Regions from separate parts of the Homo sapiens genome. Here region 1 is linked to region 2. A link is a loop called in an ENCODE intact Hi-C map of the cell type or tissue named here. Cell type or tissue: prostate gland. All regions are shown on one strand. Links, peaks and the distances in the headings refer to the core of each region. The heading gives the core; the rest is flanking DNA.

What was found. Peaks named below come from ENCODE experiments on the same cell type or tissue, not always from the same donor. Only the 100,000 strongest peaks of a DNase experiment are listed, where the experiment ranks them.
Region 1: a loop joins it to region 2, with 4 times the contacts of the local background. A loop is called at or near these places in 26 of 110 quality-filtered maps.

The regions. Positions count from the first base shown.
Region 1 is chr12:69,149,703-69,161,460 of GRCh38, reverse strand. No RefSeq gene overlaps it. Among named protein-coding and RNA genes, the nearest start is that of CPSF6, 84 kb to the left of the region's middle. In prostate gland, for the core only: CTCF peaks have their summits at 4,242 (motif pointing right) and 6,656 (motif pointing left); DNase peaks (open chromatin) are centred at 4,230 and 6,670.
Region 2 is chr12:68,858,501-68,870,258 of GRCh38, reverse strand. It overlaps CPM (carboxypeptidase M), which reads left to right. Exons shown (of 9, transcript NM_198320.5): 5 at 1-44; 6 at 764-934; 7 at 3,211-3,363; 8 at 11,188-11,336. Among named protein-coding and RNA genes, the nearest start is that of MDM2, 56 kb to the right of the region's middle. In prostate gland, for the core only: a CTCF peak has its summit at 6,198 (motif pointing left); a DNase peak (open chromatin) is centred at 6,178.

The sequences.
Region 1 (11,758 bases), core at 1,825-9,824, 290 kb before region 2:
ACAGACTCAAAAAGCATGACGGGCTGAGCCACACAGACATTTGGGGAAGAACATTTCGATAGCGGGAACGCCTGTGCAAAGGCCCTGAGGCACAGGCATGCTTGTCATATTCCAGGAGCAATAAGAGAACTGGAGTGGGGTGCATGAAGGAGAAGATAGTAAAAGGTAAGATCGCTCTGATAACCAAGGGCAAGGTCACAGAGGGCCTTGTAGGCTACTGAAAGTATTTTGGCCTTTATTTGAGAGAAGTAGGCAGTCACTAAGAGATTCTGAGCAGAGGATTGACACAATCAGCTAAGAGGCAATAGCAATAACTCAGGGGAGAAACTACAGTGACCAGAAGGTTAGTGATGAAATTGGTCTGATTCTGGGTATATTCTGAAAGTGGTTACAGTAGTATTTCCTGATGGATTATGTGTGGAGCGCCACAGGAAGAGGGGAGTCAAAGGTGACCACAACATTTTGGGCCTAAGCAACTGAAATGATGAGATTGCCATCATTTAAGATGGGGAAGACTGTAGATAGAGTGGGTTTGGTGGTAGAGGTGGTGTGGGATGGAAGCGCAGACTGAAGTTTGAATTATTTATTAGACATACAAGTAGAGAAAGAGAAGACGTTGGATATACAAGCCCTGAGTTTAGGGCAGAGGTCTGGGCTGGAGATATAAAGTTGGCAGTTGTAGGACAAATAGATGGTATATTTCAAGCTACAAGGCTAGGCAAGATGACCAAGGGACTGAGAAGAGGCCAGGCTGAGCTCTGGGGCACTGTAACATTAAGATGTTGAGAAGAAAAGATGGGACCAGCCAAAAAGATCAAGGAGGAACCAGAGAGATAAAAGCAAAACCAAGAGAGTGTGAGGTCCTAGAAACCAACTGAATGAAGGAAGCATTCCAGGAGGAATGATCAAAGGGGGCCAAAGGCTGTTACAAGGTAACTTGCCCATTGATTTAAGCCACGTGGGGTCATTGGTTCTCTTGACTCATCAGAGTGACTGCATCACGGTTCAACTTTCCTCTCTGCCCACTCCTATTTCTTCATTCCCCTATTCTGTTGATTCTGAGGGCAAACCCTAATAAATCCCCCTGCACACACATCTCCCTCTCTTAGTCAGTATCCAGGAACCCATCTAAGGTATTATGCTTGATTTTTTTTTTTTTTTGAGACAGAGTTTTGCTTTTGTTGCCCAGGCTGGAGTGCAATGGTGCCAACTTGGCTCACTGCAATCTCCGCCTCCCAGATTCAAACGATTCTCCTGCCTCAGCCTCCCAAGTAGCTGGAATTACAGGCATGTGCCACCACGCCCGGCTAATTTTGTTTTTTGTTTTTTGTTTTGTATTTTTAGTAGAGACAGGGTTTCTCCATGTTGGTCAGGCTGGTCTCAAACTCCTGACCTCAGGTGATCAGCCTGCCTTGGCCACGCAAAGTGCTGGAATTACAGGTGTGAGCCACCACGTCTGGACTTTTTTTTTTTTTTTTGATATGAAGTCTTGCTCTGTCACCCAGGCTGGAGTATAGTGGCGTGATCTCAGCTCACTGCAACCTTTGTCTCCCGGGTTCAGGCAATTCTCCTGCCTCAGCCTCCTGAGTAGCTGGGATTACAGGCACTCACCACCACTCCTGGCTAATTTTTGTATTTTTAGTAGAGATGGGATTTTACCATGTTGGCCAGGCTGGTCTCAAACTTCTGACCTTGTGATCCACCTGCCTCGGCCTCCAAAAGTGGTGGGATTACAGGTGTGAGCCACTGCGCCCAGCCTATGCTTGATATTTTGCATGTAACTTATATTTTAATTTTCATAGCAACCTCACGATGCTGACATTATTAACTACTTTAGAGTAGAGGATACAGAAAAAGGGCAAAGCTGGATAACTTTCCAAAGGTTACAGAGCTAAGAAAGTGGCAGAGGCAAGATTTGACTCAATCTGCTTGATGCCACAGCTATGCTTTTCTCAAGGCAATACCCGAACCTAGTGGCGGATTTAATTGTTCCAGTGCCAGCCAGAGCCTGGGGCAATCTGGTGGAAACCAGGGGACTGGGATGCCAGGAGAATGTTAAGAATTGCTGAGCTGGGCCAGGTGTGATGGCTCACGCCTGTAATCCTAACACTTTGGGAGACTGAGGTGGGTGGATCATCTGAGGTTAGGAGTTCGAGACCAGCCTGACCAACATGGTGAAACCCTGTCTCTACCAAAATACAAAAATTAGCCAGGCGTGGTGACAGGTGCCTGTAATCCCAGCTACTCAGGAGGCTGAGGCAGGAGAATTGCTTGAACCCAGGAGGCGGAGGTTGCAGTGAGCCAAGGTCACACCATTGCACTCTAGCCTGGGCAACAAGAGCGAAACTCCATCTCAAAACAAACAAAAAAACCCAAAACAAAAAACAACAATAACAACAAAAGAATTGCTGAGCTGGCCCAGGTGAGGTGGCTCACATTTGTAATCCCAGAACTTTGGGAGGCTGAGGCAGGATTGCTTGAGCCCAAGAGTTCAAGACCAGTCTGGGCAACATGGCAAGACCCCATCGCTACAGGAAAAAAAAAAATGCTGAATTGTAAGGGAGAAATGAAAGCAATAGTGAGGGAAAGTGGAAGGCTGGAGACATTGACTCCTCCACCAAAGTGGGGAAGCCAAGACAGAGACTCAGGGCGGGTGGGGTGGGGGGCGGGGGGGGAGGGCGGCGGGGTGGGGGCGGCGGGAAATGTCAGAAATAAGGGAGGGAAGGAAGATTGAGTTGAGGGAGCTAACAAAAGAGTCTTAATCTACAACCCAGAATTATTACTGTATGAGTCGTGGAGTATGTTACTTGGATAGACACACCTTTCAAGGAGCTAAATTAAGTGTAACATTGGCAGCATCTTATAATGTTTGTATTTTTGTCACTTAACAAAATCTTCTCTTGTGTTTAGATTTTTCACCAATTCAGAGATACCCACATAAAATTTAAAAGAGGGTTAACTTATTTATTCTTTAAATGGTAATTCTGTATTTCAAAAATATTTCCTTATCATCTGAAAAATCATTCTGTGACTGGGAGGTGTAGGTTTCCAAGTACATTTATATTTTTATTTCTTCTTGCCTTCCTGCTCGTTCATCCTTCCATTAAGCTTTTAAGAAACACTTATTAGATTACAATGTGGGCAAACAAAAATCAATAAAACACAATTCCTGTTGAGGCATTAACAGTCTGGTGAGAGAAGTAGACATTTAAACAACAGAAACAAAGACAGAAAGGTCTATACAGCAAGCTGTAAGAGCCGAGTGGAAGGAGCCACTAACTCTGTGGGAATGAGAGTCATAGAGGGCTCAAGAGAAATGTCCCCAAGATTAGAAATAAGGTTACACTGACAGCAAAACCAGTAGGAGTTAATTCACAGTGGATAAGACCAGACATCAGGAAAAAATATCCAATATGTTGTCTATAAATATGTGTAACTGCGGGCGAGGTGCAGTGGTTTACGCCTGTAATTTCAGCACTTTGGGAGGCCAAGGCGGGCAGATCACCTGAGGTCAGGAGTTCCAGATCAGCCTGACCAACAAGGCGAAACCCCGTCACTACTAAAAATACAAAACTTAGCTGGCCCCAGTGGCTCACGCCTGTAATCCCAGCACTTTGGGAGGCCAGGGCAGGCGATCACTTGAGGTCAGGAGTTCAAGACCAGCTGGCCAACATGGTGAAACCCCCATCTCTACTAAAAATACAAAAAATTAGCCAGGCATGGTGGCAGGCGCCTATAATCCCAGCTACTCGGGAGACTGAGGCAGGAGAATCGCTTGAACCTAGGAGGCAGAGGTTGCAGTGAGCTGAGATGGAGCCACTGCACTCCAGCCTGGGCGACTGAGTGAGACTCCGTCTCAAAACAAAACAAAACAAAACAAACAAAGAAAAAAAGAATAAATAAATAAATAAATGAAGTTTAACTGCTGAAGCCCTTCAATGGCTCTCTAGTTCCTGGGAAGAAGTTCAAACTTCTTGCCATGACCTTCCATTATTCTTGCTTACTTTTCCAATTTTGTCTCACATTCCCGGTGACTGATAAGCACGTCAGAGTTTGAGAATCACATGGGGTAATAAATGAGAGACCTTAGTAGAGAGCCTGGCCCTTCTACCAGTTCCAGTCTTTTGGCTTCAGACAATTTTCTACCTCGGCTTTGTGATGCTGAGGCTCGGACTCCGGAAGCCGCGTTTCTGCTCAGCCTGCTGGCTCGCTGCTAGGCTCTGCCTCCAGGGGGCACTCGAGGGAGGCTGCAAGGCTGGAGGAGGGAAGGGACTTCCTCCTCCCCGTAGGCTTCTGTTTCAGAGAGCATCAGACCACAAAGCTGTTTCTGCCTGCAACCTGCAGGTCCTTTTTCTGGTAGCCATGGAATCCAGTTTTTCCAACATCTGCAGAACCAGCTTTCTGGTGCCCGCCTTAGAGACCCCAGCACCAGCCAAGCAGGCTGAGACCCCAGAAGGGGTCTGAGGGGTTAAATGTCACCTCTTCTACTTTTCTAAGTTTTAATAATTTCAGTCCCTTCTCTTCCTTCCCCTAGCCCTAGGGGTGGTAGCTGCTTCCTACCCTTGTTTCTTTTGTGATACCTACCTTAGGGCAGTGATTCCTGACCAGTGGCAAGTTTGCTTCCCAGGGGACGTTTGGCAAAAGCTGGAGTTGTTTTTTTTTTTTTTTTTTTTTTTTTTTGAGATGTAGTTTCGCTCTGTCGCCCAGGCTGGAGTGCAGTGATGTGATCTAGGCTCACTGCAGTCTCTGCCTCCCAGGTTCAAGCGATTCCCTGGGCTTCAGCCTCCCGAGTGGCTCAGATTACAGGCGCTCGCCACCATGCCCAGTGAATTTTTGTATTTTTAGTAGAGACAGGGTTTCATCACGTTAACCATGCTGGTCTTGAACTCCTGATCTCAGGTGATCCTCCCACCTCGGCCTCCCAAAAAGCTGGGATTACAGGCGGGAACAACCGCGCCTGGCCAGGAGAGATTTTTGGTTGTCACAATTTGGTGGAGGTGAGGGGTATACTACTGGCACCTACTGGGTGGAGGCCAGGGATACTGCTAAACATCCTACATTGCACAGGACAGCACCCACAACAGTTATTCAGCTCAAGACACCAATAGTGTCAAGGTTGAGAAACCCTGTTTTAGAGTCTTTTTTACAGTTTCTGTTAAACATTTTATACACAGTTAAATTTTACACAGTTAACAAGTCTTTATATTAGATTTTCTCTGATCAAATAACTGTTGTGATTTTGACTAAACGCTGATTGATTCAGCAGTTTTTTGTTTTCGTTTTTTGAGACAGGGCCTTGCTATGTCACACAAGCTGGAGTGCAGAGGCGTCACCACTGCCCACTGCAGCCTTGATCTCCCAAGCCCAAGCCCAAGCCCAAGCCATCCTCCCGCCTCAGCCTCTGGAGTAGCTGGGACTACAGGCACAAGGCACCACAGCCAGCTAATTTTTTTTGATTTTCAGGTGAAACTAGGTCTCACTGTGTTGCCCAGGCTGGTCTTGAACTTTGGGGCTCAAGCGATCCTCCTGCCTTGGCCTCCCAAAGTGCTGGGATTATAGGCGTGAGCCACCATGCCCAGCCTGACTCAGCTTTCAGGCTGAAGACATCTATGGTTGAAACTAAAAAATATGATGAACTTTAAATGAGTTAAATCTTCATGTATCATGATAGTAATTAAATAGTGTTTCAAATGTCTACAACTGATGAATCAAGAGGTAGTGGTGAGACTTTTGGGGTGGGTCCTGGAAGGAATGGAACAAAGGATTATTGCCTTTTGTTGTAAGCTATTTTGCAAAATCCATGCTCATGTATTATTTTGATTAAAATATTTTAAGAAAAAATCGTGCTATATATGTACTAATCTATAAATACTACACAACTGAAGCCTCAAGCTGGTGGTTGACAGATATGTTTTGTTTGGCCTTCATTGTATTTTTTTGAGGGGGGTGCTAATATTGCAAAAATATAACATTTTACATAAAAGTCCTTTTTTTTTCTTACAAAGAGATTTGGCAATAAAGAACTCTTATTTGCATATGGCAACAAGCGGCTATGCTTGAGTGTCAGCCCACTTTAGACAAGGTATGTGCTTTCCATTTTGTCACAGTCCCCACCACTCCCTGCTATATTCCTCAGTATTCTTGCCCAGGGCTTGCTTTCTTCATTTAGGCTACTGGCTTGCCCTTCTAGGCACTGGAGTTTGCAATGAAGTGGAATTTTCCACTTCAAGTGGAAAAGTGCATAGTGACTAAAAACGAGAGTTGTACAAATAGGAAAAACCAAAAATGTGCCAAGAGACTCACAAAGTGATAACCTGATGGGCTTCCCATGGTCCAGGGTCTGACCTTGCAGGTGACAGTATGTGATTTTATTCAGTTGATTGTAGTTAGGGATGTTGACTTACACTATTGAAGTTCCACAGAGATTGAAATTTAAGTAAGAATGACAGTTTATTAATTTACAAAGGAAATGTAAAAACAAAAGAGACTAGATACTTGAGCCTCCTTGCCAGTAGATTCTCTCCTTCATGATAACTTCCAATTTTTGCTCATTTTATAAGATAATAAGGAAAAAAGGCAATAAAATATGTAAATAATTTCAGTAATCGGTAAAAAAGGGCATTGATAAACTATTGGATGGCAGGCAGCGCCACCTTGTGGTAGCTTCAAGTGTCCCCTGGAAACCTGAGGGAAGGAAGGTCACATGCAGCCTATGAAATGGTGGCTTGAGTTGTCTTTGTGATATGTCAAAGTGTAGTTTGTGTAACGCACGCGGGAAAATCGAGGACTACTTCTACTTTTTGTTTTGTGTCAACATTTTTTTTTTTAGCTCTGTTAATGCCCTCACTCAGGTCAAGTCTTGCTGGCCTCAAAACCATTTTTTCTCTCTGAGACGACTGCATATCTCTGAGCAGTTAATGTAATATGTTTGTATCTCAGAAAGGAAATGTATTTCCAAGTGCTTGGGGGACAATTTACCAACTCTCCTGTGTACAGCCCACGTGGCTTCCTACTATGCTGAGTCCAGGAAGTGGGTGCTAGGCCAGCACTCCTGTGTTGCTGTTGGAGGCCATACCCTGCCAACTCCCCTTCTTCCTGGGTCTCTTGAATAATTCTTGTGGTTTTGTGCTGCCATCTCTCACCTTCAAGGGCTACCTGAGGCCTGCTTCTCTCTGAGGGACATTTCCATCTCTTGTCTCCTTTGCTTCATTTTGGGCAGTTGAATTCCCTGTATCATCCGCATCGTGATTTTTCAAAAGATGCCCAGCTACCTGTGCTGCTGCCTCCAATTTCTTTTCTGCCAGTGGCTCCTTAACGTAGCCAAGAAAGCATGTGTCCCTGCTATTTCACCAAATTTACTTTTATCAAGATCACCAGTGACCCCCATGTTGCTAAATCAAATGGTCAATTTTTATCTCCAATTTGACCTATCAGCAGCATTTGACGCAGTTACCACTCCTCTTCCTTGAGACTTTACACTTGACTTTCAGGATACCACAATGTCTTCATTTTCCTTTTATCTTACTGGAGGTTTCTTATTGGCCTCCTTTGGTTCTTCCTCTTATCCCCAATCTCTTAAAGTTGGAGTGTTTCAGAGATTGGACCTTGGTCTTCTCTTTTGACCACATGTCCTTGGTGATCTCATTCAGTACTGTGCCTTTAATAGCATTAACAATTTGCTTGGCCTAGAGCGGTGGCTCACGCCTGTAATCCCAGCACTTTGGGAGGCCGAGGGGGCAGATCACCTGACGTTGGGAGTTCGAGATCAGCCTGACTAACATGGAGAAACCCCATCTCTACTAAAAATACAAAATTAGCCAGGCATGGTGGCACATGCCTGTAATCCCAGCTACTCAGGAGACTGAAGCTGTGCATGTCTATGTGCTCTGCACTTGAGGTGTCCGTTTCTGTTCAGATCTGGTGTGGCAGGTCTCAAACTGGACTGAAACTCTTTGCTGCATTTGGCCTTTGATCATCTGCCCTAAGAAGGGAGCCCACCTCTGACCTGCTCCTAGTGTCCCTGCTGTCTCCTTTCCAGGCTCCCGCTCCCGACTTTTCCAGGCATGTGGTGGGGCCAGTGTCTCAAGGAAGGCCCCAAACCCTTGCTGGGGCAAACTCCGTCCTACTCCAGAAACAAAAATCAATTGGCCTTCACGCCAGTCGGACACAATATTCCTGTTTAGATGCAGACTCACCTCACACAGCGTGGTGCTGCCATGAATTTTCCTATCACAGTAAAACAGGACGCCTGCTCAGTGAGGAGGGTGAGTGCACTGTTCTTCATGAGTCACAAGGAGAAATGCACTTAATCATTCTCTCTCTCTCTCTTTTTTTTTTTTTTTTGAGACAGAGTCTCACTCTGTAGCTCAGGCTGGAATGCAGAGGTGCAATCTCTCTCACTGCAACCTCTGCCTCCTGGGTTCAAGGGATTCTCCCACTTCAGGCTCCTGAGTAGCTGGGATTACAGGTGCGCACCGCCAGTCCTGGCTAATTTTTGTATTTTTAGTAGAGACAGAGTTTCGCCATATTGTCCAGGCTGGTCTAGAACTCCTGGGCTCAAGTGATCTGCCCACCTCAGCCTCCCAAAGTGCTGGGATTACAGGCTTGAGCCACCACGCCCAGCTCAATCATTCTTTAGTTTGAGAATTTTGCTCCATTATTATATAAATAATGAACATGATTAATGAAGAATATGGAACATTTTGGGCATTGTAGAGGAATGTTAGGAAAAATTATACCGAGAGTTTTGACTCATTTAAATTCTACGTTAATTTAACACTTCTACCCACAGGTTTCTGCACACTTGTGCATGCTCTAATTATTTTCCATAAATGTATTCTGTAGTGTGGGACAGTCTCTGACAGAGTTTCTCCTATATTTGTCTCCTCTGGCTTGTATGTCGACACTTCCCACTTCAATTCTATGCCCCAGCAATTGATGTCATTTAAATAAGTGCCATTTAGTATCTCAAATATTCCATGTTTTTTCTCACTTCTGATACTTCTTATTATGCCTGAAATAGTGCCGTCACTCCTTTCCACCTCTAACCGTTAGTTGGGTAATTTCTACCAATCATCCACATTTCCATCCAGTGGTGTGGAAAGATTTTTAAACCTCATGTCCGGAGCAGGGGGCGGACTTTATGTGCTCTCATAGCCAGAGCTTCCCAGAGTGTGTCCACCAATGACTGCATTAAAACATCACTGGAAACCCAACTGCTTACATAACTGGATATGAAAATCTGCTCCAGGTCTACCAAAGCAAATAACACTCTTTTTTTGGAGATAACGGTGTCATTCTGTCACCCAGGCTGGAGGGCAGTGGCACCATCATAGCTCACTGCAACTTCAAACTCCTGGGCTTAAATAATCCTCCCACCTCAGCCTCCCAAGTAGCTGGGAACACAGGCACACACCACCATGCCCAGCTAATGTTTATGACTTGATTTGTAAAATTTTAAATTTTAAATAGAGATAAATTCTCCCTGTGTTGCCCAGGCTGGTCTTGAACTCTTGGCCTCAAGTGATCCTCCTCACTTGGCCTCCCAAAGTGCTTGGGATTATAGTGGTGAGCCACTGTGTCCAGCCTTGTAGTGTTTTATTTTTTAAGTGTTGTAATGGATGTACCAGTGTTTAATATATCAGTCTTTAAAAAAATAGTTTAAACATCTGTTTTTCCTCACCCCTCACTGAGTACATTGAAAATAGTACAAGTTAAAGCACATGTCTTGTTCTCATCATGTCCATGGCATTCTATACTTCCCCTCCCTTGGCGTTGACCACAATGGGCTATATCTTAATTGCTTGTGTTCTTGTCTGTTTCTCCCAGTGGACTGTGAACTCTTAAGGGCAGGGACTGTTTATTCTTCACTGTTGTATCCCTAGCCTCAAGCCTGATGCTAACACAGAATTTGTGTTCAATAAAAATTTATTGAATGGGCGGGTGGATGGAGGAATATAGGGTAGCCTGATGTCCTCAAAGCAGCCAGCTAACCAGTGCCTACATTCCAACCCGTAAGTTTCCACCACTGACTTACCCTCTTCAACCCGTTTCCTCTTAAAAAAAAAAAAAGTCTCAACGGGCTATTTAAGTGATATGTCCCACAGGGAACACACTCAAATGGCAAAGTCTCACCCGCAGCTGTAATTCCCTAAGTAAACAGCTCTCCTGGGAGGTTCGTAGTCTCAGGTAACTCTGCTGAGTGACTTTGGAGAGCAAGGTAGAAATATTCCCATTTATTCATTATCTACCATGTGCCTAGAACTATCCCAGGCACTTTTATATGTAATACTCTCATTTAATTCTCACAACAATCCTCTAAGGTAGGTATTACTCTCCCCATTTATGCAGATGAGAGAGACTCAGAGAAAGGATAGACCTTGATCAAGCTGCATGCAGAGGAGGAGGCCAGGCTCGGGTCTGTCCAACCCCACAGCCCAGGAACGTTCCTTCTACCATGTGTTCCATGCCAGTGCACAATGCTGTTAGAGATGTAGAATGTTTTGACCTGAAAGGACTCTCACAGGTTGTCCCATGCAATCTACTTCTTGTGATTGAAATAATTTTCCTTAAAAAAAGAAAAGAACTTTGGACTATGTCTCTTGCCAAATAGAATTCTGCAAATTGTGATTTTGCCAAGAGAAACAAAGAACATTCAATTATCCTTAAAGTCTGTCATTGATTGAGTAACTCTTAAAATTAGCCAGGAACATTTTTGGATGTACTGGATAAGTGGGGCATGCCCTGCCATTTTACGTACCTGCAACATGAATTCTGGCTTGGTTTCCTATGGCACAGGGATTACTTTCGTTCATCTCCAAGTGTGGCTCACCAGCCTGCTTTACCACCATGTCTGCTGCCAGGTCAACTCATTTACTTATTAATTGACATTTATTGCACACTTGTTATTTGCCAAGGCCAGGGCTGGGGATTTAATGTGAATTATCTCAGTTAATCCTAACCGTGACTCTATGAAGAAAGTAATATAATTAATTTTATTTTGTCTTTGGGAAAAAAGTAACTTGCTCACAGAGACCATAATTGGTGGACCTGGATTGGGATTCCAGATCAGTGTGAATCCAGAATGAGTGTCTTCACCATGACTTTATGAACCTGCCCCACAGGCAACATTGCAGTCACATGCTGTGACACAGACGCATTGCACACTGGGCAGTTCAAATTATTAGCATTTCCTGGCAGTTTGAATTGCAAGTGACAGGTTGACTTATTGTTGTTGTTTCAGTAAAAGAGCTATACTTTTGTTGCTGTTGTTGAGACAGAGTTTTGCTCTGTCAGCCAGGCTGGAGTGCAGTGGTGTGATCTCAGCTCACTGCAGCCTCAACCTCCTGGGATCAAACAATCCTCCCACCTCAGCCTCCCTAGTAGCTAGGACTACAGGTGTGTACCATCACACCCAGTTAATTTTTTTTTATGTTTTGTAGAGACAAGGTCTCACTATATTGCCTAGGCTGGTCTTGAACTCCTGAGCTCAAGCAATCATCCTGCCTTGGCCTCCCAAAGTGCTGGGATCACAGGTGTGAGCCACTGGGCCCAGTTAGAGTTACACTTTCTGGAACTATCAGGCACTGTTCCAGAATCACAAATCCCTTTCATAAGTAGAAGGGATTTCCTTTGTCTGGATTTTGAAAGAGAATTTCCTTAGAAAGACCTGCTTTGTTGAGAAAATGCAGACAATTATTACTGTTTTCAGCAAGGGGCCTCGGAAAAAGTGAACGCAAATCCTTTAAAGTTAGTGGCT
Region 2 (11,758 bases), core at 1,677-9,676:
TGGTGCCCTCGTGGCCAGTTACCCATTTGATAATGGTGTTCAAGGTAAGCAGGTGCGGGTCCAGTTCTGGCTTCTTAAGTCCAGAGTGGGGCTGAAAACTCTCTGCCTCTGGATGGGGATCAGCTCTCCCTTCCCCTCTTAACTTCTCTGGCAGGGTGAAAAGAGCTTCATGTTCCCAACTCTAGCCATCCTTCCTGTGATTCTTCAACAGCAGATGGGCAGTGTGGCTGAACTGACAACCCACAGCTGGACATGCATCAGTGAATTAGTGAAATTTAGATTCTAGAAAATACAATCTAAATAGTCAGATTTTGATTCTCTGACAAGAGACAACATGGCTAAAATAACATAAAACTGGAACAACTCACTTTTTTTTTTGCTAATCATATATGAACAATAATTGTTGACTCTTCTTAAAACTCTGTGGGATGAGGACCCAAAATATTACAGTAGCTTTATTCACCCCTATAATACCTAAAGAAATTGTCCTTACCTCCAGAAATTAGCAAGAGTGACTGAGAGGACACTTAATTTTTAAGCTGATTTAGGAGTTTGGATTTGTATCTGACTTATTTGGGGGCTATCACCTTGCATATGTTTATTATAAAGTAGAAAGAAGAATAGAGGAGGTGGATGAAGGATTTCTCTCTAGGGAAATTAGAGCATGTGTGTGTGATGCGATTATGTCTTTGCTAATATGGTGTTTGTGTTTCCTCTTACTCTCAAGTCAGTTTAAAGGTCTTGGTTCATCTTTTAAATGCAGCAACTGGGGCATTATACTCCCGAAGCTTAACGCCTGATGATGATGTTTTTCAATATCTTGCACATACCTATGCTTCAAGAAATCCCAACATGAAGAAAGGAGACGAGTGTAAAAACAAAATGAACTTTCCTAATGGTGTTACAAATGGATACTCTTGGTATCCACTCCAAGGTGAGTTTCTCTTCATTTCTTCCATTCTCCTTATTGCCTTCACCCAGAAGTGCCAGCTGGTTTATTTTGATCCAGCAGTTGTTAAAAGAACTTTAGGCACAATAGGCCCTTCACTCTGTCCTTATCAGCTAATATCATAAGAGCAGTGGAGATGACTGATTGTTTGAGAGATGCTCAGACATGTTCCTCATTACCAAGGGCCTTCTTCATTCATTCAGGTACTTATTCTGTGTCTGCCTACTGTGAGCCAGGAACTGAAAGATGAACAAGACACACACCTCACCCTGGAGTTGAATAGGGGAGACAGACACGCAGATAAGTAATTGTGATAGCAGTGCAATTAGAATAAAAACAGATTTAGAGAAGGTGCAGTGTACCCCAAGGGTGCACAGAGCCAAAATACAATAGGGAGTAGTGAAGAGCTTGGAGAAATGTGATGCTTACATCCCATCTAACAGGGACAGCTGCTACTAGATCTAGCTAATTATTGTCATGCAGCCTTGGGGAGCCAATACTGCCAGATCTTGCAGTTTGTAAAGAGAAGCTGAATTTGTACATGAAGTATCATGATTTTAAAGCCATTTTGCGGGCTCAACAAAAGAGCTCTTCAGACAGGATACAGTGGGAGGAGGGCCCCCAGTTCTCCAATCTTGGAATAAGACAGCCGGGTAAGGGACAGGATGAGATTGTCATGTAGGCAACATGGAAGGAGAGATATTCTTATTAGAGGGAATAATATAAACAGAAACCCGGGGTAGGAGGGACCTAGGGTGGAAGGACAGGAGGAGAGACGGACTGGAACTGGATTTCCATGCCTCAGGGGAAAACATTCCCTTTTAGACTCGTTAGCCTGACCCCACCAACAGCAAGTTGCGGCATGCATTTCTGCGTGCAGGCCACTTCCAAAGGTGCCTTCCCTAATTGTCACTTTGGATGCACAGGCTTTCAGGTAATCTTTCACAAGCTGGTATTTTTATGCCTGGGTGGCTCTCTGTCAGTTTTCCTGGTAATATAAATAAGCATAGACCACAACTGATAGGCAACAGGTCCAGGCAGCATTCCAAACCTCTCTCTGGTGTCCAAGATACAGCCCCCTCTCCTACCTTAGGGCTTCTGCATCGTCCCTGCTCTCCACAATTTGTAGCTAAGAAAGGGCCCATCCTGTCCAGTGGCAGAGCTGTCCTTCATGTTCACTGTCTAACTTTCGAAGGCAAATCCAGATGTGTAGGAAATTAGCTAGAAACGGTTGCTGCTGGGAATTGTTCCCCAGTGTGCCTGTGTGTGAGCTGTGTATCCTTCTCAGACAAAAAACAGGTGAAGCCAGCTGCCTTGAGGAGCCCAGAAGAATGTGCCTGGCCTGGCCTGGATGTTTTGTTGGCCAGGCCTGACCCGCCTTATCCAGAACTGCCCCCTCCACGCTTGGCATTCTCAGTTCTGGCTATCTGCTAGGGATCCATAATGCCTGCCTGTTTTGCTATTTAAAACAAACCCTTTGAAAGTAAGGGACCAGAGGAGAGAACTGGAAAGTCAGCATGAGCAGTGGCAGCCTGGGCTCCACAGGGGGCCGGGCCGTTCACCTCTGAGAGGCAGTGCAGCACTCTTTCTTTGATCCCCAGGAGCACTCTGGCATATTGGGGAAGCCCACAGGTGCTGGCGGAAGGTGGCCTGCACTCCAGTGTCTGTCATTTACTGGCCAAAACCCCTGAGCACTTTTCTTTAACATCTGTGATCATGTTTCCTCATCTGTAAAGTAGGGGCAATTGCTGTGAGGATTAAATGAGCTGATACAAAGCACTTCATATGGTACCTGGCAATAGTGAATGTTGGCCCATGATTCCCCCAAATTAGCATGCTTAGCTTTGCTTAGTAAGTGTATTTATAAATGATTTGTAGAAATATTTTAAAGGAATCTTATTCTAGCTTATATCCATGTAAAATGTAATTTAAGAAAGAAATGAAATTCAAAGAATCATTTTTGTAATGTAGGATTTCAAAAAATAAAAACAAAAAAGGACCCTTCCTTCACCCGTCACTTAATTTTGATGCACAGTTGAACTTCAGTCAGCTCTGATCCAGTTACCCATATGGGAATATTTAGGATTGTCTAGTCACGCCTGGGTAATAGAATGTCAAGCCCTGATTTTACAAGCTAATATGTCAAATTCATTTTTTCCTGTTTACATGTAGCTGTCTGATTCATTTGTCCCCGAGGCACGTGATACTTGGCTCCACTCCAATTTTAGACCCTAACAAAAATTAAATATGCTTGTGTTTAGGTGGAATGCAAGATTACAACTACATCTGGGCCCAGTGTTTTGAAATTACGTTGGAGCTGTCATGCTGTAAATATCCTCGTGAGGAGAAGCTTCCATCCTTTTGGAATAATAACAAAGCCTCATTAATTGAATATATAAAGCAGGTGCACCTAGGTTTGTAAAATTTTCTTATTAATTCCCTATTAATACAAAATAGAGCATCTGGCAAGACCTCTGGGTTGACTAAACGCAAGCCTTTATTTATGCTTTGTAGTTATAGCCTCATTTCAGTGCCAGATCTGATGGTTAAGAATTCTCTCTGCATGAGTATCTGCAGTGTGTGAGAAATGCAGTGCCCACTCATTCATAGAAAAGGAAGCATGATGCATGTTCCTTTAATATGAGGGTATAAAAATCCAGAGTACCAGGTGGTCGTGGTGGCTCATGCCTGTAATCCCAGCACTTTGGGAGGCCGAGGCAGGTGTATCACCTGAGGTCAGGAGTTCGAGACCAGCCTGGCCAACAAGGCGAAACCTCATCTCTACTGAAAATACAAAAATTAGCCAGGCGTGGTGGCACACGCCTGTAGTCCCAGTTACTTGGGAGGCTGAGGCAGGAGAATCACTTGAACCCGGGAGGCAGAAGTTGCTCCCTCCGCCAAGGAGCCAAGATGGTGCCAATGTACTCCAGACTGGGTGACAGAGTAAGACTCCATCTCAAAAACAAACAAACAAACAAACAAACATCCAGAGTCCCCCTAATTTTACATGTTGAATGATCTAGAAATCTGGCAAAATATCAGGAAAATAGGCTGCTACTCTGTTACATCATCTCCCATTTAGAAAAATACTATGTTTGCTTGTCACTCACCACGCAGTACCAAGGACCCTGAGAACACTGGACATACCACTTTGCATTTTTTCCAGAATTGGGGTGGTGAGCTAGCACCATTACCTTCAACCCCTCTCACCTCCGAACTCTGCCAGATGTCCTGGTGCTAGAAATCTTGCCAGCCTGTTTGCTGAAGGCTGGCTGGCCCTTATCACAGATAGACAGACTAAATGTGGCAGAGAGTGATAGCTTTCAAACGTGCAGTGGACTCACCGGGAGCGCTTGCTAAAACAGATTGCCAGGCCCCAACCCGGAGTTTCTGTTTGGACCACCTTACCACGTGATGCTGATGCTGCTGGTCCAGCGGCTATACTTAGAAAGCCATTGCACTAGAGAAACACACTGCTAGAGATGATGATGGAATCTTGTACAGTTCAAGTTTATTAACCAGGTGGTGTCTCTTTGGGCAAGGTGTGGAAGGCTCTTCTATATTTACAGAGGTGAAGTTATCTTTCTCCATTCAGAATGGCTTGGGGAGAGAAACATATCAGGAATTGGCATAATAGCTATGATACCACATGGAGAGAGAGAGAGAGAGAGTGTGAGTGTGTGTGTGTGTGGGTGTGTGTGGGTGTTGAAAAGGTTTGCTGCATGGGCCTACTGCATAACTGCATAATTCCCGGAATTTTCTGCATGATTCACAGCAAAGCTTTCCTCCTGCTACAAAGAAGATGGAGAAGGATGAGGGAAGGTAGCACAGGGCCAGAGGGCTGAGTGCAAGGATGATTAGGACCCTTCCTCGGCACACATCCCTAAAAGGGATGCCCCTGCCCTCTTTCATACCTGTATCCCCAGCCTCCATGCCCTGACCTGAAGAGAAGTACACAAAGATTACTGGTAAACTCACAGGGCTATGTCTAACTGGCTGAGTCGTTCATGGACTAGGTTGACTCCCTGTGATAGGGGATGTTATGAAATATCGTTCTTTCTCACCAGCATCTTAATAAAGATTATAAACTTATTATTGGGACTTTCACCTTCTTCATTATGTCATCAAACGTTGTCTTGGGTTCTCTCTTGCTTAGTATTCTGGTAATTCTTTCTCCACTAGATTTTCCTCATGAGGCATGTCATGTATTAGTCTAACATTTCTATTATATTTCTACCTCTATTGATCCTTTAGTTTGTTAATCTATTACTATTATTATCATTATCATCATTTTAGAGACAGGGTCTCACTCTGTCACCCAGGCTGGAGTACAGTGGCACAGTCATTGCCCACTGTACCTTGAACTCCTGGGCTCAAGTGATCCTTCTGCCTCAGTGTCCCAAGTAAGTAGGACTACAGGTGCACAGCACCACATCCAGCTAATTTTTTAAACAATTTTATATAGAGACAGAATCTTGCTATGTTGTCCAGGTGAGTCCCAAACTCCTGGGCTCAAGCGATCCTTCTGCCTCAGCCTCCCAAAGTGCTGGGATCCCAGGTGTGAGCCACCGTGACTGGCTCTGCCTATCCTTTTCTGAAATTCATTCTTCACCAGTATCAACATGGGTATGGGCGTGCAAGTGAACATCAAATATGCTCTGTGTAACTGCACTACTATTTTCAGAACCTCAATCTAGCTGTAAAGATTATTTACCAAGCACTGAATTAAGGTGGGCTTTGAAGTATCATGTTGATGTAATATTGCCAGGGAAAGGGCAATATAAATTGCAGTATACCTATTATTATTTTTAATAATTTGGAAGGCTTACCAGTCCATTTGCACTAGGTTTTGTTTTTTTGTTTTTGAGACGGAGTCTCGCTCTGTCATCTAGGCTGGAGTGCAATGGTGTGATGATCTCGGCTCACTGTAACCTCCGCCTCCCAGGTTCATGTGATTCTCCCACTCAGCCTCCCAATTTGCTGGAATTACAGACACCCACCATCATGCCCGGCTAATTTTGTATTTTTGTAGAGACAGGGTTTCACCATATTGCCCAGGCTGGTCTTGAACTCCTGACCTCAGGTGATCCGCCGGCCTCGGCCTCCCAGAGTGCTGGGATTACAGGCATGAGCCACCATGCCCAGCCCATTTGCATTAGGTTTTATAAAGAATGTGTATCTGCCTGTCTCTATAATCAGATGCAAACAACTCACTCAAAAAATACATATATTGGCACATCAACCCTGCCCCCTTGTGGTTTAAGACAGATGCATAACATGGTTTAATAATGAAACCATATTTCAAAATACCAATACAGTGTGGTTATTACTACTTAATAGAAAGGTTCTCTCCCTACTAGTGCCCAATAAGAAACTAATGAATATTTTGTTTGTGAAGAATGGCAGCAAACACCCCTTTATTGGTATTGCTCTGGTTTAAAGACATTATTGATATTCGTCAAACTGCATTGCATTTACTGGTTCCATTTTACCAATTGCTAGGATGCTTCTGAGTTTCTGAGGTTTTGACCCATCTGGAAGTCTCTGAGCCACCTTGTCTGGGAAGGAAAGGCCTTCTGCTTTAGTGGAAGGGCCTTGCCAAGAGGGTAGAGGCTTAGGTAGAGCCCAAGCTGTTTTGTCATCTGGCGATGTTTGCAATCTTGAGCAAGCACTTGTCTGAATCTCAGTGTAGTCAACAGAAAGTTGAGAGTAATAGCATCAGCCTTGCCTCCCACCAGCCTGTTCTAAGGCTTCAGTGGTGTTATTCCTTCAATTAGAACTCACTGCAGACCTCAACTGAAACTCGGGCCCCTTGGTGCTGTGTTGTCCTGCTTAGAGGATGATTTACTAGGTTCAAGTTGAGATGAGGGTGTCGGCAGACATTAAAACCAAAGTAGCAAAGGAGGGCAAGTCTGAATTCTAGAGGCTTAAAATGTCTTGCTTGTCCCGGTCTCTGAGGAGAAGCAAAGATGAGCCAGACACGGTGTTACCTGCCTGCTGCGGCCCTGTCTTTCCCCTGGACTCCTCAAAGCAGATCTGAACCTAGAGAGCAAGGGAATGGCTCACAGCATCCAGAAACCTAAGCAACCTGGGCATAAAAGAATCTGGTATGTGCTGAGTTCCAGAAGCCTGTGAGCCACAGATGTGGATCTGTTATCACATCCAAAATAGGAGGCAACTGTGACCATGCGGTGGGGACATGGGCACAAACAAGCAGTCTCCTAAGTACTGTCCCAGCTCCGACTCTAAATTGTGGCCAACAGATGCAGAATTCTAGTGCTTGCCCAGCCAAGACTTTTCATTCATGAAGCTCTAATCCATTTCCAAGGGAAAAAGAGCTTTACATTTCTCCCATGTATCTCCCCATCTGGCCACAGAATTTATATCTCAGATTTTATGTCTTCTCATTTGTATTGTATCTGAGCATTTTTCAAATTTTCCTTTTTTTTTTTTTAATATAGTGTTGGCTCTCTCTGCGTCTCTTAGGGTCTACCAGTCTTTTTTTCAATGTTTCAACTTCAGCATATAGAAATAAATCACATTTTCTGGTAAAACAATTACTTCCCTCTTAAGTAAAAGGTTTGGTGGTATGTAGACAAAATATTGTAAAGACATATACAAGCTAAAGCACGCTTTTATTTGGCTGGTGGGAGGGGTTTTCCTTTGAATATAAATTCCATACATAAGCATGGTCTGTGTTTGCCCAGTAACAGTGATATTCGCATACCCCAGGCTTCCATAGCTGGAAGAACCATCTTTAGGTTTAGGTAAGAGTCATATGAAAGTGAGTCTTTGGGCCTGTAATCCCAGCACTTTGGGAGGCCAAGGTGGGCGGATCACTTGAGATCAGGAGTTCGAGACCAGCCTGGCCAACGTGGTGAAACCCATCTCTACTAAAAATACAAAAATTAGCCAGGTGTGGTGGTGGGCACCTGTAATCCCAGCTACTTGGGGTGCTGAGGCAGGAGAATCGCTTGAACCCGGGAGATGAAAGTTGCAGTGAGCCGAACTGGTGCCACTGCACTCCAGCCTGGGCAACAGAGGGAGACTTCAATTTAAAAAAAAAGAAAGTGAATCTTTGGGTTATTAGGGGATGACGAATGAGGGTCAAACTGGAATATGAAGATTTTCAGACATTTCTTCAAATGCAAATTGTTCTTCCTTTTTCTATCTTTGAGGGTAGGCAGACCGCAGGTTGACTGGAGCCTTGATTCAGCTGCAGCACACACTGATACGTAGGTGTTGTTCAAGTCCCTGAGGCCATCCAAAATCACTGTCATGTGACTGTCAAAAAAGTCAAATCTGTTCTATTAAAGTGTAACTGCTTCTAGCCAAGAAGAAATTTGCTGCCTTTTTTTAAAGGGTACCATGACTTTTTTTTTTTTTTTTTTTTTTTTTTGGTGTCTTCTGCCAACTACTCATTACTAGTACCCTGAATTCTATTTCATCATTATCTCCAATGTTAAAGAATGGTGTAATGTTAGCCGGGCGCGATGGCTCACGCCTGTAATCCCAGCACTTTGGGAGGCTGAGGCGGGCGGATCATTTGAGGTCAGGAGTTCAAGACCAGCCTGACCAACATGGAGAAACCCTGTCTCTACTAAAAATACAAAATAAGATGGGCGTGATGGTGCGTGCCTGTAATCCCAGCTACTTAGGAGGCTGAGGCAGGAGATTGCTTGAACCCGGGAGGCAGAGGTTGCAGTGAGCTGAGATCGCGCCATTGCAGCCTGGGCAACAACAGCAAAATTCCATCTCAAAAAAAAAAACAAAAAATTGTGTAATGTCAGTTTCAATGATAGCTCTGCTTCATTTTTTATGCACTTGATTTTCTTCGATTTGGTTGGTTTTGGGGAAGTCAACAAAAAATACAAAAGATGCCAACAGACACAACACCATCCAGCACAAGTTACCTTGCTGAAACGCATGGATTTTCTAAGTGGCATGAAGACTGTAAACTAGCTCAGAGCCCTGGAAAAGGAAATAATATGCATAGCTTCTTCCCTCACATATTCCTGCTTTGTGGAACAAAGTTGAATTAAGACTCCAGAAATTCATCTAATATATTCTCCCCCCGCCACACCACATAGTTTTTCTTAATCCAAATAAGAGGAAAGGAAAGAAAGCCAGGCCTGGTGGCTCACACCTATAATCCCTGCACTCCAGCACTTTGGGAGGCCAAGGTAGATCATGTGAGCTCAGGAGTTCAAGACTAGCCTGTGCAACATGGCGAAACCCCACCTCTACAAAAAAATACAAAAATTAGCCAGGTGTGGTGGTGTGTGCCTGTAGTCCCACCTACTTGGGAGGCTGAGGTGGGAGGACTGCTTGAGCATGGGAAGTCAAGGCTGCAGTAAGCCCTGATCACACCACTGCACTCCAGCCTGGGTGACAGAGCAAGACCCTGTCTAAAAAAAAAAAAAGAAGAAGAAAGGAAAGCAAGAATTAATGTTTGTTGATCCTCCTGTTCTGTGTTACTTACATTTAATCTTCACAACCATCCTGGGTGGTGGTATATTATCCCCATTTCATAGGTGATAAAATTGAGGCTTGGGAATGTTCAGTGACTTGAGAACTAGAATTCAAATCAAAACCTGACTAGGTTCTTTCTGTCACACCAAGCTATGATGATGGGTACACGCTATATTTATCACATATCAAAGGACCTCCTAAGGGGGGCACAGTGTAAATAGCTCTTCAAAATAATGCCATTGAAGCTGAGTGTGGTGCCTCACACCTGTAATCCCAGCACTTTGGGAAGCTTAGGCAGGTGGATTGCTTGAGCCCAGGAGTTCAAGACAAGCCTGGGCAACATGGTGAAACCCCATCTCTACAAAAAGTTAATTAATTAATTAAATAAAACAAAATAATGCCACTGAAACCCAAGGAATAAATGCGTAATCAGGTTACCAAATTATTACCAATTTATGATTGGGTACTACCTAAACATCAAAAGGATATGTATCAAGCAGTAGGAATAAATATAAATGGAACTGTGTTTAAAAAAGAGAGGGCAAAGAGGAACACACGAAGTGAAAATAGAAGTTTACACAGTTGTATAGAGAAAGGGAGAAGGAAATGTGGCATTTTCCTCCTCAGGAGACAAAAAATGAAGAGTCAGGAACTAAATAGGACAGAAAGTATAATAAAAGGCAACCTAGGTCAGATAGAAGTTTGTTGAAGTTCAAGATAAACATTGTTTTGCTAAATGCCAAAATTTTTATTTTTCACTTTAACCGTTTCTGGGGGAAACTGTTACGTGTGCCTCGTATTTTTCTGCCCTAATAAATAATTATTGAGCATAACTGTTTGGGGAGAGTTCAAGATCATCTTACTATTGTAGCTCTTCATTCTCATTTATGTTATTGGGGACTTAGGCAGCTTCACCTTAAGGTAATATGATTTGACGCTGGAGTAAACAAACTAGATGTGACACGTAGGATCTAAAATAAGAAAGGTCTTAAAATATAAATGGCTTTTTAAAAATTGTACTCCTGAAATTTTGAGAGGGGCTGTCGAGACTATCATGGGTTGACGGCTAGGCTGGGCCACTTCGTTGGCTGTGTGAGTTTGAGGAGGTTATTTTAATAAGCCAGAGCCTTAGTTTTTTTCATCTGTAAAATCATGATAATAATTGATGACACAGAGCTGATATGAGAATTTAATGAGAAAATGCTCATTTGGTAGTTAGTACAGAGCCTGGAATATACTAAGTGCTCAATAAATATTGGCTGCTGTTACTGGCCAATCGATTCCATGCTTCCAAGAAGCCTTGTGATTATAATTTTGCTTCCCATGTAGTTGCACTACAAGACAAAACTATTGAGTCCCTCGCACACGTAAATATTTTGTTGTAACTAATACATTGACACCGTTTTTATTTAGGATTTTATGGAATCCACCAATGGTTGTAGTACAGTTTGGTGACTGAGTAAATAACTTGGAAGTGACAGGAATGGATCTTAGGTTGTCATCTGTGTTCTCTCACTGTGATAATACGTACTAATATAAATGGGCTATTCAACAACGAACAAATTTAAGCTATAAATCAGATTAGTAATTTTGACTGTATTTTAAGTTACATCAAAAATAAGTTTTTTCCCTCTCTAACACTTAATATTAACTCACAACATTGAGTTAGCTAATAAATATTGCATATATTGTTCTTAAATATTTATAATAATTTTTATATGCCATAAAATATGGTATTAATATTTAATTTTATTTTTGTCTTGCAGGTGTAAAGGGTCAAGTTTTTGATCAGAATGGAAATCCATTACCCAATGTAATTGTGGAAGTCCAAGACAGAAAACATATCTGCCCCTATAGAACCAACAAATATGGAGAGTATTATCTCCTTCTCTTGCCTGGGTCTTATATAATAAATGTAAGTATGCAATGCTAGTTATTGTTATTAAAATATTATAGAACTCATAATACTTATTCACCCAGAAGGAATCCAAAATAAGTCTAGGAAGTTCAAAAGTAGATCCATCGAGACAGAAAGAAAGGATAGTGTCAGACTTGCAATTGGCAGGAGGTGGAAGAGGTGGAAATTATATGAAAAAAAAAAAAACCACAAAAATTCATATTTTTTCCCTGATGGCAATTTTTAAAAAATGGAAGCCAAATCCTATCTCTTGTGATATCTTTTATGATTAAAATGTAACCCGATTAATAATAAAGAATAAGCAATGTAGCAAAGGTAGTTTATAGTTTCCCAGGATACGACACAACACCCATTCCACGGCATACACTTTCTACTATAAAAAATGAATTGGATAAAGTTCCTTAGAATTCATTTTATAA